4 separate regions of the Homo sapiens genome follow, and regions 1, 3 and 4 are each linked to region 2. A link is a loop called in an ENCODE intact Hi-C map of the cell type or tissue named here. Cell type or tissue: dorsolateral prefrontal cortex. All regions are shown on one strand. Each heading gives the region's core, and the rest is flanking DNA. Links, peaks and the distances in the headings are about the cores only.

What was found. A loop is a pair of places that touch in the nucleus more often than their neighbours do. Peaks named below come from ENCODE experiments on the same cell type or tissue, not always from the same donor. Only the 100,000 strongest peaks of a DNase experiment are listed, where the experiment ranks them.
Region 1: a loop joins it to region 2, with 4 times the contacts of the local background. A loop is called at or near these places in 44 of 110 quality-filtered maps.
Region 3: it touches region 2 in a loop (4-fold over the local background); 14 of 110 quality-filtered maps call a loop at or near these places.
Region 4: it touches region 2 in a loop (7-fold over the local background); 74 of 110 quality-filtered maps call a loop at or near these places.

Annotation. Positions count from the first base shown.
Region 1 is chr2:55,765,047-55,769,594 of GRCh38, reverse strand. LOC107985811 (a long non-coding RNA gene) reads right to left here. Exons shown (of 3, transcript XR_001739192.2): 2 at 1,207-1,331. Among named protein-coding and RNA genes, the nearest start is that of PNPT1, 73 kb to the right of the region's middle. In dorsolateral prefrontal cortex, for the core only: no CTCF peak of the experiment used is centred there; no DNase peak of the experiment used is centred there.
Region 2 is chr2:56,007,996-56,012,543 of GRCh38, reverse strand. All of the region lies in intron 2 of MIR217HG (MIR217 host gene), which reads left to right. The region is part of intron 3 of LOC105374690 (a long non-coding RNA gene); the gene reads right to left. Among named protein-coding and RNA genes, the nearest start is that of MIR216B, 9.5 kb to the right of the region's middle. In dorsolateral prefrontal cortex, for the core only: CTCF peaks have their summits at 2,379 and 2,578 (motif pointing right); a DNase peak (open chromatin) is centred at 3,273; H3K4me3 peaks cover 1,188 bases; H3K27ac peaks cover 1,725 bases.
Region 3 is chr2:56,128,274-56,132,821 of GRCh38, reverse strand. All of the region lies in intron 5 of LOC105374690 (a long non-coding RNA gene), which reads right to left. Among named protein-coding and RNA genes, the nearest start is that of LINC01813, 40 kb to the right of the region's middle. In dorsolateral prefrontal cortex, for the core only: CTCF peaks have their summits at 494 (motif pointing right) and 2,171 (motif pointing left); a DNase peak (open chromatin) is centred at 2,201.
Region 4 is chr2:55,715,902-55,720,449 of GRCh38, reverse strand. No RefSeq gene overlaps it. Among named protein-coding and RNA genes, the nearest start is that of PNPT1, 24 kb to the right of the region's middle. RefSeq lists a silencer at 3,217-3,409. In dorsolateral prefrontal cortex, for the core only: CTCF peaks have their summits at 1,902 and 2,105 (motif pointing left); a DNase peak (open chromatin) is centred at 2,079.

The DNA.
Region 1 (4,548 bases), core at 274-4,273, 240 kb after region 2:
GAAACTCCAAGTTTAGCACACTGCTTGGCACATACTAAGTTAAATCTCAGTGAGGCTTAGATATTTCTCTTCTTTGAGAAGATAAGACTTTAAGATGGTAAGAACTAGTTGAAATAACACCATAGAGCAAATCATAATTCCTAGGTTGTAGTTTCAGGACTGCTGCTAAATAGATATTTTAATGTCATTTAATGTCCCTGAGTCTCAATTTTCTTATCATTTAAATGAGAGGGATGGCCAGACAACTTGCATTTTTTCTCTCAGCTCTATGATTTAATGACTTATGTCTTACTCAGGTCTCTGTAATCTAATGCTCAACACTTTGTTCTATTCATAAAGTACAGGCAGACAATTCCATAACCTCCCTCTGACACCTACTCCAATTATTTTAAGCCATGAGAGTTCACTTCTGGCATCTTTGCCATATGGGAAAATGTGTAAGAGGAAAGGCAGGTGGAGCCCAACGGGACTCCAATGCCCTATCAAACACCCTGAGGGCAGATGTTATGGCCAAGCGTGTGTGATCCACAGACACATCTGCAGAGAGCATCAGTATCTCTCAGAAGCTGCCACATTCATCTCCTAGCAAAGTACCTCAGGCATAAATAGTAGAATTCTAAGCACAGAAAGCACTCCAGAAATATCTGTTGCTTTGTTGATGTAGAACCCTCATTTTCTGATCCTAATGAACTGCATTTAAAGAAACTAGGGGAATAAGTATGTTTCTTGCTTCAAGCAAGGAATTATATAATTTGTTTTTCTAGAGCCAGCACATAGTAGATTCTCAATATGTGTGTGTTTGATGAATTTAATCATTGTGAATCTTCTGGCCCTGTGTTGAGGAATTCAAGCTACCAGAATCTTAATTTAGGATTTATGTCTCTCTTAATAAAGCTTGTGGTTTATCATTATAATAATGTGCCTCAATGAATCACTTCTCCCTGTGCCTGTGCCCCTTTTTCAATGTGACATTGCTGTTTCTCTGATGAAAAGGTGAGACTTTTTCCTCATCCCTTTGAATCTGGGCTGGCTTTGTAACTTGCTTTGACCTTTAGAATGTAATAGAGGTGACACTGTGAAAGTTCCAGACCTTCGACCTCAAGACTCCTTAGAGCTTCTACCTTTGCTCTGTTAGGACCCAGCCACCATGGAAAAAATCTTGGGGTTAAATGCCAAGGAAAGACTCTGTGAAGAAGGAGGTCCTACCTTTGCAATCATCCCTGTCAAGGTCCCAAACATGATGGTGAGACCATCTTAGACTCTCCAGCTCCAGTAGAACCAGCTCTGTGAGGGAATCTGAGCAAGACCAGTAGAAGAACTGCCCAGTCAATCTGCAGAGTCATGAGATACAGTAAATTGTCATTGTCTTAAAACACTGAGTGTTGGGGTAGCTTGTTACACAGTAATGAGTAGTCAATACAAAACTATTTCTGAACCCTAATCAGAACAGTCCCAAAAGAAGAGGTTTTATAAAAATTTGACTATAACAGCAGTTCTATGAGACAGAGAAGGGGGAAAAAGGGGCAAAATATTAAATACATAAAATACCAGATTAAGTCAATATGCAAATTATGCAGGAAATAAAATTCCGAAATTAAATAACACACTAAATCTATTAGTTTTGGGGCTCCATAGAAAACAGTTTCCAAACTGTAGACTTTTTAATTAATCCATTATTTATTAGTTATTACTCAGTGTTTTAGTTATCTATTTCTGCATAACAAATCACCTAAAAGCTTAGTGTCTAAAAGGATAATAGTCATATATTATTCTCATAATTTCTGGGGCTCATGTATATGGGGGAGGCTTAGTTGGGCAGTTGTGACTCAGGGTGTCTCATAACTTTGCAGTCAAGGTGTATGTAAGGACTACAATCATCTGAAGGCTTGATTGGGGCTGAAGGATCCACTTTGAGATGTCTTGCTCATGTGGCTGGCAAATTTGCTCCTCTCCTTTTGGGCCTCTCCTTGCAGCTCTGTGTGTCTTCACCACATAGCAGCTGGCTTCCCCCAGAAGCAGAGAGATTCAAGAGATCAAGGGAGAAGCTGAAATGCCTTTTATAACCTAGCCTCCAAAGTCTAACATCTTCACATCTGTCCATATTCTATATGGGCACACAGAGCAGCTCTGACTTAATATAGGATGGTACTACATAAGGGCAAGGATTAGTGTGGATCCTTTTAGGGGACCTCTATTGCCAAAAAAATTGAGAGCTCATACTAAAAATGCATATGCATCAGAATCATTAAAAATAATGTTAGAAAGTCAAATCAGAAACCATAAAGAGGCAAGAAGGGAACTATTTGTGCCTGGGCCTTCAGGTAAGATATTTATTACAAGTCTACAATTTCTTAGGAAAAACCCTTGAGAGCAGATATGTTTCAGAATTTACAACTTTTTTATTCCAGAAAGGTTAAGAGATACATATACCATATATTACACAATACCCTCCAGTAAGGCCAGGAGCAACAATGTAAAATCAATCACATTGTTATTTATACCACAAAATGTGTGAATTTTAAAACTAAGTAGAATAAAGACTTTAAGTGGTCTCACAACCATTTAGGTCAGATTTTGACAACAAAAATTTTTTTTAAGCCTGGGTTTTTAGAGCTTTTTGGGTTTCTGAATTGTGGATAAAGGATTGTGAGCCTGGAGAAGTTGTGAGCTCACAGGTTCAGGACATATGGCTACAGACTGCCCTAGATTTCATGCATCCATCCTTATTTCCAGGCCTTGCTTCCCACCAACGCCCTTGTACTGCTGATCAAGTTTGTCACAAACTCAAATTCTCAAAGCTGATCCATTCATATTTAGGGTCTCCTGATGTCATATTTCTATGCCATAGATTTTGATTTGGAAGTTAGCTTTTCATAGTGCCCAGCTTATCCCCAGTCTTGGTTTTCAGGTTTGTAACCACCGTTTAACACTGACAATGTGTGTTATCCGTTGCATTGCTTAAAAAGTAAGATAGTTATCAAACTTTAATCATCAATTTAACTGAGTTTCCTAACAACCAAGACAAAAAAGCATAGAAGTTGTTTGAAAGAAACTGATGTTTTCCTTACATCAAATCCTGATAGGAATTTTGTCAAATATCCTATCATAAATACATATTTCTCATCTGATAATGACACATCCAAAGCAAGACACAACATCCCCAGAAGTCACAAAGTAAAGGATCATTCATTTGTATAAAATAAAAATATGAAATTTCTAAGCAGAGTTAAAAGACAACTGACAGACTTGGAAGTTTTACAGCATGTAAAATAAAGAATTAATGAGAACTCTCCAAGTTAATAGGAAAAGGACAAAAAACTAGTGAACAGGAAATTCACAGGAAATACATTTAAATGCCTGATAAACACATGAAAAGATTCCTGACATTGCTAAGAATGAGGAAAATACAATTTTTTTAGGTGAAGTACTAATTTTTATTCATCAGATGGGTGGAAATTCAAAAGTTTGATAATATCAAGTTTTTACAAGGGTGTAGGGAATAGCACTCTCACACTCTTATCTGTGGACATATAAATGGTACAAACTTTGCAAAGGTTATTTTGGCAATATCCATCTCAATATAAATACAAATACCCTTTAACCATTTATTACAATTCTAGGATTCTATTAGCATATGACATGGTTTGGCTGTGTCCACACCCAAATCTCATCTTGAATTGTAACTCCCACAATTCCCACATGTCATGGGAGGAGCCCAGCGGGAGGTGACTGGATTATGGGGGTGGGTCCTTCCTGCGCTGTTCTCATGATAGTGAATGAGTCTCATAAGATCTGATGGTTTTAAAAACAAGAGTTTCCCTGCATAAGCTCTCTCTTTGCCTGCTGCCATCCACATAAGATGTGACTTGCTCCTCCTTGCCTTTTGCCATGATTGTAAGGCCTCCCCAGCCATGTGGAAATGTAAGTCCATGAAACCTCTTTCTTTTGTAAATTACTGAGTCTCAGGTATGTCTTTATGAGCAGCATGAAAATGGACTAATTCAGCATATATCCACAAAAACACAAGTAGTAGGAGTTTAACTACAGCATTTCTTGAAACAGTGAAAAATGTGAACAACCTAACTTTCCATTAATAGTGAAGTGTTTAAAAAAGAAACAACTATGATATAGCCTAGGAGTTAGAAATCTATTGGCCCCTGAGCCAAAAGTGGCCTATATCCTGCCTTTGTACTGTCTCCAAGCTAAGGATGGTTTTTAAAGAATTGAGGACAAGGAGGACAAATAAGAGAAAGAGAAGAAGGAGGAAAAAAAAAATGACAATATGTGACAGAGATCTTAAGTGACCCAGAAAGCCTAAATATTTACTATCTGTCCCTTTACATAAAACATTTGTTATAACCATGAAGATGAAGGGAAAATTAGGGTAACTATGGTTAACCTAATTGCCAAGCAGTGAAATTAACAAATTTATCCTATTCCTATCATCTTTAAGGCTACTGTGCCACTATCCGATAGCATTTAAAGATATAACTCTCTCAGTGCCCCTTTGAAAGTTCGTGAGGCATTTAAAACATAAGCCCCATTTAA
Region 2 (4,548 bases), core at 263-4,262:
ATCAAATTTGCTTTTTATGTGTTTGCATTTTTTGAAGAGTCTCTGAGGGGTTTCTTCATGTGTCTATAGGGAAAATGTGCTTCTGTATTTTCATCCAAGTTCATAAACTATAAGGCTCTGGAAATTAAGTCCATCTCTGGCAGGAAATCAGCAATCCTGAAGGAAGGAAACAGAACTAAAACAGATACAATGTTTGAGCACTATGATCACATACCATACTTAGTCTCCAACCAAATCCTTTCTGGTTCTAATCCACAGCACTGGCCCAGAGCTCTGGGACCCAGAAGTCAAAATATCCACGACTAACTAATATAACTAATATGTTCTAAGTGCACTAAGCCCTTCAATCATTTTGTCGTTGTTTTTAACTGTAGTAAAATACACATAACATAAAATTTATCATCTTAATCATTTTTAAATGTACAGTTCAGTAGTGTTAAGTACATTCACATTATTGTGCAGCTAATCTCCAGAACTGTTTTGATCTTACAAAATGAAAACTCTGTACTCATAAACAACACTCCCCCATTCCCGTCTCTTCCAGGCCCTTGGGAAACACCATTCTACTTTCTGTCTTTATGAATTTGAGTAGTCTAGGTACCTTACATATAAATGGAATCATTACAGTATCTGTCTTTTTGTGCTGGCTTATTTCACTTAGCATAATGTTTTCAAAGTGCATTAATGTAGCATGTGTCAGAATTTCCTTCCTTTTTAAGGCTGAGTAATATTCCATTGTATGTATATGCACCACATTCTGCTTATCCATTCATCTGTCATTTGACACTTGGATTGCGTCTACCTTTTGGCTGCTGTCAATAAGGCTGCTATGCACATGGGTGTACAACCTTCAGTCGTTTCAGAATGTGATTACTACATGCTGCAGAGTAAATTAAGACATACCGGAGAAAATACTTCAGAAAAGTAGGCAGAAAATTACAATAATAAAAATAATAGATAACACTTATTGAGAGCTTTCTATGTTCCGGGCACTGTGCCACACACAGCACTGATCTTAACTTTCTGAGATATGCACTATTATTACCCTCATTTTGTAGAAGTGAAAACAAGCACAGAGAGGTTGGTTAACTAGTCCAAAGTCACTCACCAAGTAAGTCACTGGAATGCAAATCTGGGAAATGGGGCCAGAGTTTATTCATTTGGAGGAGGAAAGAAATTACAGAATCCGTATTCATGGAGCCACAGCCAAGTACCCTTAGGGAAGATCTCCTTGACCACTGCACAGAGCATGACCTGAGCAAAAGGGCACTTTTGAATAAGAGCCAGAGAAAACAGCTCTGTCACCTGCTAGCTGCAGGACCTTGAACAAGACAACTGCCCTTCTGGGCTTAATGTTTCGTCTGTGAAAGGAGAGACTGAATTGAGTGTTCTATGGCCTGTTATGTTCAGCATCCCTCATTCCACGTGAATTGTTATCTAATACTTTATGACTTGGTTATTTTACCTACTTCAAGACAAGAAAATAATTTAAAATTTTCAAATATATGCTTAAGTCTACAAATTTTGATAATGACTAATTTTCTGATTCTCATTTCATTGTATTCAAATTATTCCTTGATATAAAAAATATCGTTTTTACTCCTCTAATGAATCTAAAAAGAAAGAATACAATGACATGGTACCAACAGGAGTGTGTGAGGTAAAATGTTTCTCCTTCAGAGGTCCCTGAGCTATGCCTACCTCAACAAAAGCGAAGTAGAGAGTTGCAAACAGTGCTCTTTAATATATATTCAAATAATTAGGGTTATGTGACCCCCTCCCCTTTCACCCTGCCACTAAGAGAAACAAGAAGGGTGAGCCTGAATTAATGTTTTCCTCTTCACAGTAAAAATGCATCACTTCATTGTATCTCTAGAAGCACGGACTGTACATAAGTAGCCTTATTATAAATAATTTTACTAGCTCTTTTGGTTCTATGGTTATGAGTTTAGGTTATGATTTTTTTGTGTTCGCTTTCAGAGCATAACCCTAATTCTGGGTGTAGTGATTGAATTGGATCCAAGGAAACAAAGGAAAAATATTTTTTAAATAAATGTTTAAAATTTTTTTTTTTTAAATTCTGAGTTCCTGGAGAAGAGTATTTGAATGCCACTGATCTAATTTATAAGTAGGTGCATGTTTGCAAACCCATGAAGAACGCTTACCAGAAAGAACCTTGCAAATCAGGCTCAAGAGAAGACTTGAGTTGCACTTTTGTTGTAATGCTGTACAAATCAAGTGGCAAATGCTTATTTGACCAAAGTCCAAGTGTTTCAAGTAGAGTACAGTCAAGTGATTTGATCAGGTCTGCATTTTTTCAGGGATGTCTGCAGATAAAGTTCAATATTAACTTAAGGGAATGTTTTCATTTTCTTTTAGCCAGCATTTATGGCAAGATAGACAATTTTATTTTAAACCAAATTATTACAATGGAAGCGCTTTCCATATTCCAATACATGAATTTGTTATTCTTCATATAGTAACTACATTCAGCCTCCAGCCAAGATAAAGAATTATGTGATACATACTTCATCTTCCATCACTGCTTTCAAAAGATGTGAATTCTGCAAACCAGACAGAAGAGGGAGCTATCCATCTGGAAATTAACCAATCCTTTCAAAAACATGTCAAATAAATATAGAAGAAAATTCTAATATAATCAAGTCTTATTTAGTCTTGTATTTTATAAAAATACTATAATTTTTCTGGTGCATTAAAAATGACAAAGAAAACGACCAGTAAAGGCAAAAACATTGAGTTAATTAATGAAAAGGCAAAATATACAAACGATTAAAAGGCCAATTAAAAATACACTCACATTTTACGGTTTGATCTCACATTTTATAGCAAAATGTAAAACCAGAACACACCTCCAAAAAGGGCAAAATAATACTCTGCTGCTATACGTATTACTAATATCACCTTCCTATAGATCCTGTTCTTAAAATGGAATGCTGACTTTAAAATTGATAACATCTGGAAATAATGGCAAAAAGGAAAAACTGTTGGGCTGCATCTGTCTTGAAAATGCTATGTAATAAGATTTACTTAATATATTTGAAAAAGGAAAAATGTTTTGTTCCCCAATTTGTTGCAACATCTGAAAGTTCACGAGGTTATGACCCCTCTTTAAGAAAGCATCTCCCACCACCTGCAAATACCCCAGGAAAAGCAGTTGGAAACAATAAAACACGTGCTAGTTAACTGTTACCAGGGAAACGGTTCTGGTTCACCAATCAGAGCGCCTGTGCTTCCCAGTGGCTTTGTCCGGGGGAGACATGCGCCAGCTGTTAGTGAATAACCATTGTTATAGATCATCAGGAAATCACAGTCAGCAGGCAACCCAGCCCCACTGGAAGTTTATTTCTCATATTTGTTCATCACCAGGGCAATTCTCCACCTTTAAAACATCCTCTTAGGCTGGGTTAACTAAATAACACCCTACACGGGTAAGGTCATTTAAAAAAGGCAAGTTGCAAAATGGTCTTTTTGCCAGCAAACAGATTTCTAACTTTGATTCCAAATGCATCACCCTCCTGTCCCCTTCACTTTCCAGTGGCAATTTTAAGACTGATATCTAAAGTCTGTGCTCCTTTGAGTGCTGTTCCTCCTTCACCTAACTGGCACTCCAGGTACCAAGAGCTTTCACACCATACCCTCCAAGACCTGTCAGAGATCATTTGGCAGTTCCCATGCTGGAAAGACCAGTGTGATTTGCAAACGGGGAGTTCTGAAGAGGCTGGCCTGTCATGAGGAAAGGGGCTGAGAGGACAAAACCCTGGTTCCCTCCCTCGCTAACACACACAATTCAACCAGAATAGCCCCACTTTATCAATTTTATTATTTTTATAAATTTATAAATTCATATATTTTTTGAAAAAAGATGGCGTTACTTTTTAAAGTTTAAAAACCAGCTCTCAACCTATCCAATCATCAGACTCATCTTAAAAAGTAAAGTCATCAAGAGTTTTAGTTTCAGGTCCAGCATGTTAGGCTGTTAAGAAGTCACCACTCTAACAACAAGTAAAAAAGCCAAACAAACTGAAAAATCAGCAACTCTTCTTAGATCTGTCAGAGAAGTGAGGTCACAGGACAAATCACTGTCCCCCAAATTGGAGAGACAGACAGACAAATAGAATCACAACTTACTAGAGCAGAAGTCTATGAGCAGTCTCTTTCTCAGGAGTCAGTGCCAGGGTTAGAAAACCAGAACTGCAATTGCTAGAAGATCAGTGTGGACAAGTTTAAGAATTAAAACTCAGGAGGACCCAGACATGTGGTCTAACACACGTTACCAATAGAGAAGCAAAAATAAGAATTACACCTGACTGGTCCTCAGAACATGCAAGCAAGAAGAGAGTGGTGTAAAATATTTAAACTATTGAGATAGAAACTACCAGCCTAGAACTCTATACACTGTGAAATTATCCTTCAAAAGTAAAGAAGAAATAAAGACTTTCTCAGGCAAAAATTGAAAGTATTTGTTGGCCAGTAGTCCTGCCTTGCAAGAAATTCTTCAAAGAAGTTCTTCAGAGCAAAAGAAAATTA
Region 3 (4,548 bases), core at 153-4,152, 120 kb before region 2:
TGGCCCTGGATAACTTCTTGGTGACCTTTATATCATTATGTTTTGCCAAATGGCTACTTCATCTAAGTGAGGACCATCTTGGTGAGGAGAGGATATAAATGTCCGCATTACCTAACTGGAGAGAGTTGATGAATCCCTTCTCCTCTCTGAGCCCGTTTCTCATCTGTAACATGAGGGTGTTGAACTGGTTGGTCTCAAAGATCTCAGCCATTTGAAAGTTTTCGGATTTTAAGTATAAACAGAGGGTTTCTTTTGATATCTAGTGTCTGTGCTAGTGTTAAAACAAAGTAGTATATCAAAGAAGCATATTTGAGTTCAAATAAAATTTTTCTAGTCTTATGCAAAATGTAAACTTCCCATCTTTTTTCATGTTTTCTTTTACATCATCTTCATCACATTCTTTTTTGCAGTGGGAACGCCTATCAATTCTGTTTTTTAATCTATGTTCTATTTCCCCAGTAGATGGCACCCCATTACAACTTTCAATTACTTTCTGACTACAAATTCAGTGCAACCAGCCCAGAAAATCAATGCAGACTGAAGAGAATGTGGGAGTATTTGTTCATCAAAAACAGATAAATAAGCAAAAATTTACACTGGGCACCTAACATATGCATCTATTTTTTTAAAATTTAAACCTCTAATTTAAAATTTAAATTAAAATTTAGAAAAATCTAAATTAAATTTAAACATTTTTCTAGTTTAAATTTTAGAAAAATTGATGCATATTTTTGATGCATGCCTAATATAAAGTTTAGAAAATTTAAATTTAAATTAGGTTCTAAAATAAGGTATAAGAAAGTAATTAGAATGTTTTTATACAAACATGTCAGACTACCATGTGTTAGCCTGAGTGCTACCCCTCAAAATGACAAATGTTTGAGATTATGGATGATCAAGTTGATTCATTTACATTGCTATTTTTAAAAACATTTAGAAAACCATTTTCTGGAAAAAACTCCCAGGATCAATTTCTGGCTTATATGACAAAACCTGTCTCGATGCCTCCTTTCTGACAATTCCTCCTCTGTAGCATCCAATTCCTTGATAATCCTTACATTCAAGAAAATTTTTCCCTTCTTGGAAAGGCTATTTTCAAACATTCTATACTTAATGAAGTTTGGCCATCTACTTTTAAGTATTTTGGACAGAATACAACTCAGTGACTTATAACCATAGTTTCAGCCCACGTGTTCTGTCTCTGCTGGCTTCCTTTGCCACGATGAGTAGAACATGCCCCGTGTTACAGGTAAATTAATTCTGGTACACTGGTAAGCAAAGAAACCAGTAACTGAGATGGGAAAGGACCCTAGCATTGGGAATTATGAGCCCTAACAAATTTTAATTTACCTTCTGAGAAAAGTAAGAAGGTGAGCAAATATCTTGCCAGTCTCTCATGAAGAACTAGCCCCTGCTTCAAGCCTGGCAGTGAGTTAGGAACTCCAGTCCTACTTATACAGGGTCCAGGATTGGGCTTGCTGCCCTTAGCCCAGGTGCAGCATTCCTGGGAAAGAAGTACCCACCTGAGATCCTTGGAGCAAGAAAGAATCACCCTCCAATCTCTACGTGAATGCATTCTTATTCCCCTACTGGAAGGAAAGCCCTGCCCTGAACTGTTTCTCAGGTGAATCCACCCTTGTTCTTTAAATATTACCGGCACACCCTCCATCTACAGTGCACTGAGGGAATGAACAAACATGCAGCACCCAGCCCAAACAGTAGTCCCCATCTCAAATCTAATTAACCTGTCCATGACTGCTCTCATCTCCTCACATGTTGAGTTCCATGACCTTTATACCCCCACTCTTGAAATCTACCTCAAGCCCTGCTTACTATGGTGACCTTCCTTCCCCACTGACGCTAGATTCCATACGCTTCTGAGTTTGGGTACCCTGGCTTCTCCAGATAAGAGACGGGCCTCCGCAGCCCCTATCCCCACCTTTCCTAGCTCTCTGATCTCTGCTGGGAGAAAGGATTAACACTTGGTTCTGATCCCCTCATTTCTCACAGCTGACATCTTGAATGGTAGAGAACTTCAATGAGTTTGGCATTATACTCTAAAGCCACTATTAACCCTGAAGATCAGTTGCATGATCTTCTAGACTTCCAGGTACATGAGCAATTTAATTTCCTAGTTGCTTAATCCAGTTTGAATTGGGTCTTCAACTCCCTCTGGTGGTAGAATCCTCACCCACAGGCCACCACACAAAGCTAGAGCTCTGAAGTTTGGCTAGTTTACAGGCACAGCTTAGTGGCTTCCCAAGCACGTAAGAATATATAAGAATGCATGTTTTAATTGTGGGGGACCTATGCCATCTGACTCCCAGGTTGGGTTTCCCTGGGGAAGTCCTCACTTACTCTGAAAGACTTTAATCTTAACCTCTAATATGTTTTCTCCACAGACTGAAAATCCTCTATCATGAGAATTTGCCGAATACAATGACAATGACAATTCAGTCAATAGCCTATATTTCTATAGTACTATTTAAGTTTTTCTTTTTCCTAATACTTATTGAATATTTACTATGTGCTTGTCCCTATTCTAAGCACCTTTCTTATATTACCTTAATACTTAAAACAACTCTATGAGGTTGATAATTATTATCCCCATTCTTTAGAAGAAAAGATTGTCATATGGCATCTCATATGCTCCAAGCCAGAGAGAACAACAGATATTCATCTCTCAGATTCATCTACACAAGTTTGTGAATCAAATGAGCCTGTTGGGCCCATAGAGAGGAATCAGGGTGACTTCAGCGGCCCAGACATGTTTGTTATTTTTTTCAGGAGATAAAGCACCCAAGAGGATTGTTAGACCTGTCAGAAAAATATAACCCAGAATCACACAGAAATCTCAAATCTGAACTTTTAGGAGTTTAATTGGTAACACATGGTTAAGAGCCAGCTTCCAAACACACTTAAGATTACAGAAGAGAAAGGATCTAGAGATGTACGTGACATCTGAGATAGGCCAACTGCGATCTTGCAGTAGGGTGACCCACTGTCCCAGTTTGCCTATGATTGAGGGGTTTCCCAGGCCATAGGACTTTCAGTGCTAATGATAGGAAGGTATTCAGCCTTAGCCTTGACCCCACACCTAATCCACTCCCCAGTTATTTATCTGGGCAACATTGGCCTCTCCTATAAGGAGTCAGGCCTGAGATTTAGGAGATCTAGAACTTGGTACTAACTGTTCAGCCCCATGAGCCTCAGTTTTTGCAGATTAAAATAGGAGTAATCCCTGCCCTTAACCACCTCCTAGATATTTGGACTCCTCAAAACATTTTCATAAACCCATGAGGAAGACTGCTGTGATCCTAAGAACCTCTTTCTATACAACATTGCCCTTGACTGTGTTTAAAAATAGGCCCCATGGTTTCAAATTTTAAATTTTAAATATTTAATTTAAAATGTTTTAAATTTAATTTTAAAATTTAAAATTTAAAAACAAGGCCGGGCATGGTGGCTCACACCTGCAATCCCTGCATTTTGGGAGGCTGAGGTGGGTGGATCACCTGAGGTCAGCAGTTCGAAACCAGCCTGGCCAAAATGATGAAACCCCGTATCTACTGAAAATACAAAAAGGTAGCCGGGCGTGGTGGCAGGCACCTGTAATCCCAGCTACTCAGGAGGCTGAGCCAGGATAATCGCTTGAACCCAAGAGGCAGAGGTTGCAGTGAGCCGAGATCACGCCACTGCACTCCAGCCTGGGCAACAAGAACGAAACTCTGTCTTAAAAGAAAAAAAAAAAAAAGCCAGGCATGGTAGCTCACGCCTGTAATCCCAGCACTTTGGGAGGCCAAGGTGGGCAGATCATCTGAGGTCAGAAATTTGAGACCAGCCTAAACAACATGGTGAAACTCTGTCTCTACTAAAAATTCAAAAATTAGCTGGGCGTGGTGGTGCACACCTGTGATCCCAGCTACTTGGGAGGCTGACGCACGAAAATTGCTTGAACCCGAGAGATGGAGGTTGCAGGGAGCTGAAATTGCACCACTGCCCTCCGGCCCAGGTAACTGAATGAGATTCCATCTCAAAAAAAAAAAAAAAAAAAAGACAAAAAGCAGACAATGCTAACACAGACAAGCAAAGCAATTAGAAAGATTTAGATAAATAGTTTGAGCTATTTAAAAAAAAAAAGAAGAAGAAGAAGTACTTTTTAAAACTGCTTCCCAGACTTCAGTTGTATTCACAACTCTAGTCTAGACCCAACCAGTGCTACAGCATTAAGAAACCACACACACACACACACAAAAAAAAACCCATCATTTGGTATTTTTTTAAATGATGATGATTGGTACTCCAAGAGACACAGGTAGCGGAGACATCACTGTGTAAGAAATTGCGAAAGAAGTCCAGGCAATTCCAGTTTTCTAGTATCAGTAAAAACAATCCTCGTCTCTTGCTCAGCATTTTCCCCAGAAGCATCTGAGTCAGCCCTTTGGTCCTCCAGAGGTCTGGCTTTGTTCTGGTGCTCACATTCTGAGGTTCAGAGATAGGTATCCCAATGGGAAGGGTCTGCATTCAAGCAATGAGACAAGCTTTCTA
Region 4 (4,548 bases), core at 277-4,276, 290 kb after region 2:
GGCCAAGAGAATCGCATCTAAAGAAGCCCTGAGGCAGCAAGGAAAATTGAACGTGAGTTATGATAGCAATTTTATATAAGCAGAGGGGGGAAAGTCTAGCAGGAAATACTCCAAAACATTAATGATGCTTTCTTCTGGAGAAGGACTGGTGATGTTCATTTCCTTGTTTATGCTTTATTGAATATTGCAGATTTTCTGCAATAAAAGTATAAGCTTTGTGATCTGGAGGGGAAAAGAATAAAAAATCTGGCTCAAAAGACCCCTGTGTGAGAAAAGGAGGGAAAATAGAACCCTCTCCCAACCACTCCAGATATCCAGGAGCTGGAGTGTGAAGCTGGAAGTAAACAGTACAAGAACATAATTCACTGTGATTATTTTTTATTTTTTATTTTTTTATTTTATTTTTATTATTTCATTTTATTTATTTATTTATTTATTTATTTATTTATTGCTTAGGCTGGAGCACAGTGGCAACAATCATAGCTCACTGCAGCCTTGAAAACCGGGGCCCAAGCAATGCTCCCATCTTGACCTCCCAATGTCCTGGGATTACAGGCATAAGCCACCAGTCCCAGCCCACTCTGACAATTTAAAAGGGTCCTGAATACTCAAAAGGTACAAAGCTTTGCAAGAAAGGGAACTAATGTGTATCTAGCCCTATCATGTGGCTAGAACTACCCTATAACTACAGCATTTCCTGGAACAGTAATATACAGATAATGGTGCCTTATTTCCACAATTTACCTTCTGATTGTATTCCTTTCTCTCACACTAACTCTGTTAGATGATTATTATCACCCATATTTTACAAATGAGAAAGAAAGTGAAATTTAAAGAGAGGTTAAGTAACTTGCTCACAGTCAGTCCTATTAGGCGGGAGAGCTGGGATTAAAAGAAAATCCCAGGCTAGGGTGCAATGGCACAATCTCGGCTCACTGCAACCTCCACCCCCTACCCCAATAGGTTCAAGCGATTCTCCTGCCTCAGCCTCCCAAGTAGCTGGGATTACAAGCACTTGCCATCATGCCTGGCTAATCTTTTATATTTTTAGTAGAGATGGGGTTTCACCATGTTGGCAAGGTTGGTCTCAAACTCCAGATCTCAGGTGATCCACCCACCTCGGCCTCCCAAAGTGCAAGGATTACAGGCGTGAACCACTGCACCTGGCCATAAATTCTTAACTGACTCTCATGGTGCCGTCTATATGTGAATGGTCTATGGACTGGTGCCCCTGCTGAGACTGGTGAAAGACAAGTTCTCTTTAGAAACTTGAAGCAGGTAGAAAACCACCTTGACCCTGACTGCCATTTGCCTAAGGGTCTGAGACCTAGCCTGGAGGGAGTCTGTTCCTGATTCTTAGAGAGGGCACCAACCGATAAAACCTGAGCTCTGATTGCCCAAAAGCAGTTTGCCCTGTAAAAACCAAGTATCTAGCTTAGTGGGTCTCAAACGGTAGCATTCATCAGAATCACTCAGAGAAATTGTTCAAATACAGACCAATAGGTCCACCCTCAGAAGTTCTAATTCAATAGGTCTGGGGTGGGGCCCAAGAATTTGCATTCTAACAAGTTCCCAGGTGATGCTGACGTTGCTTGGTGGGGGGGCTGCCACTTTGAGAACCATTCGCATAGTCTAATGTAAGGCAGGACTCACAAGAGTGTCAGCGCCTTGCACCACATTCTGAAACTGAGAGTTTATCTCACCCTGGCCAACCCACCCCACCTCCACCTTCTATAAAGTGGTTCTAGAGTAGGTAAATAATGGAGAAGAAACCGTGCCTCTCAAACCTGCGATGAACCAGGACCAGAAATGTTTGCTGGAAAACAAAAACAATTGATTTGGGGGATGGTGGAAGTTTATTTTTTATTTTTTATTTTTGGAGGGAGTTTTGATTGCTGTCATTTGGGTAATTATTTTTAATATGAACCCCAAAGCTTTAAAATGTTGTTGCTACATTAATCCTAAAATGTTAGTTAAGTTCACCCACAAATATAAAACTTAAAATTCCATTTTACAGTTTGAGTTACAAAGGAGGTCGCAAAAACCTGAAGAGGTGAATTAAGCAACACCTGAGCGCCCTCTAGTGGGAAATGAATTCTCCTAGTGTCCAAAGGCTGCCAGTATGCTGAACAATAAATGAGATTTCCATTATTTTCTTTTAACTCTTTGAAGCTGGCGAATGGTTTGTGCATTAAAAACAAATATGAAGAAAAATGGAAGAAAGCTAAATTTTAGATCGTGTAAATATCTGTTACTCTTCGAATTTTCACCCACTAGTTTAAGCATCCATTGATGATTCTTGCTTGCCTCAATCAATTATTTATGATGGCAGAAAGTATCTTTACTTACATTATAGAATCCAAAGCACTTTAACAATCTATTAATTTATTAATATAGAATTCTAGTGAACTCTTGAGATTACCTCAAGTTGTAAATATTATGCTGGTCTCGTTTGAAAACACATAAGACTTTTGTAGAAATCACTGGTCTTGTGGCTGGGCACGGTGGCTCATGCCTGTAATTCCAGCACTTTGGGAGGCCAAAGAGGGTGGATCACCTGAGGTCAGGAGTTCGAGACCAGCCTGGCCAACATAGCGAAACTCTGTCTCTACTAAAATACAAAAAGGTAGCCAGTGTGGTGGCGGGCACCTGTAATCGCAGCTACTCAGGAGACTGAAGCAGGAGAATCACTTGAACTTGGAAGGCGGAGGGTGCAGTGAACCAAGATCGTGCCATTGCACACCAGCCTGGGCAACAAGAGCAAAACTCCATCTCAAAAAAAAAAAAAAAAGAAAAGAAAAGAAAGAAAGAAAAAGAAAGAACTGGCCTTGTTTCCATTTACTTGACATTTCGTAAAGCTAACTTTTGCACTTTGTAAAGTGTCTTGACCCACTACATGGATCTCTCTGGATTCAAATTAGTACAGCACGTACCTAAATGTTCAGAGCCAGATCTAGGGGTTCAGTATAAACCTGTTTTTCTATTAGACGCCTTTATTTCTATAGAGGCAGTACCATCTTCTCAATCCCTTGTAATCCAACCATCTTTAACCTTTGACCTGAGCCACACTCTCAAAGGCAATAATTTCCCGCTCTTCTTAGTCACTGGTCCCTCCTCTCCATTCCTGTTTCTGGCATCCTGGTGTAGTGTCCTGACTCCTCTCTGCCTTTAATTTTTCTACTTCTAATGTATCTTATATAATACCTGAGATTATTTTTCCTAAAGCATAGTCCCATTCAAAGTATTGCCTAATGCGAAGCCCAATGCGAAGCCCAGTGCTCATTAGAGACACAACCCCAGTGCCTTTCAGGACTTGGCTCCGACTTACCGTGGTAGCCACATCCTCCTCATCTGGCTTTAGCTTACTCTATAGTCACACAAACAGGAAGTCTCAGTTGTTCCCAAACAATATCCTGAGGGTGACTGTGCCTTCACTTGGACAATTCCCTCCCATCATATCCCCATATCCAAATCTTACCAATCCTTCAAGGCCTAGACCAATCCTTCTCTATGATTCTATCTTTCCTAATTCTGCAAACCAGAAATTATTTATCCTCTTCTGAGTCTTTTTTTATTTTATTCCTCTGAGTTCTATTTCTGTTTCCTCTGTGTCATTTATTACTTTCAACCTTGTATTACAGAACAAGGTGGTTAACAAGTACCTCAGACTTGGCATGACCAAAAACTGACATCATGGCCGGGTGCGGTGGCTCACGCCTGTAATCCCAGCACTTTGGGAGGCCAAGGCAGGTGGATCACCTGAGGTCAGAAGTTTGAGACCAGCCTGGCCAACATGATGAAATCCTGTCTCTACTAAAAATACAAAAATTAGCCAGGCGTGGTGGCGGGTGCCTGTAATCCCAGCTACTTGGGAGGCTGAGGCAGGAGAACCGCTTGAACCCGGGAGGCGGAGCTGGCAGTGAGCCGAAATCATGCCACTGCACTCCAGCCTGGGCAACAAGAGCAAAACTGTCTAAAAAAAAAAAAAAATGACATCATCTTCTCTCACACTCTAAATCTCTCAGAAACCTGGGAGTCATCCTGGAGTCCCCCCTTCCCCTCAGCCTTTACTGTAATCATAAACCAAATTCTGGATGCCCTGAACATCTCTAACATTCACACCCATTCTGCCCTCTTGCAATGCCCTAGTTCTTGTCATCCTCATCACTCATGGAACTACAGCAACTAGTCTCTTTCTTGTCTTCTGATCTTACCCCCTCAAGTTCACCCTCCACACTACCACAGGAGACATCTTGGAAATTCAGACCTTTACATCTCTCTCCTACTTAAACCCACCTATAGTTCTCCACTGCCTACAGAGTGCAGTCCCGGATCCACAGCACAGAATCACCCATCCTCTAGTTTTGCATCTTACCACTTTCCATCTACAGTTTACAGTACAGTAAGAGCAAACTGATTCCAGTTCCCTAAACACACTCTGCTGTTTTACAGTTCTCCACCTCTGTTCTGCCTGGGCTGATCTTCCCTTCAAGACCCCTCTTCCAGAACTGCCCCCATTGCATTACCCCAGGAGTGCTAGTCACACAG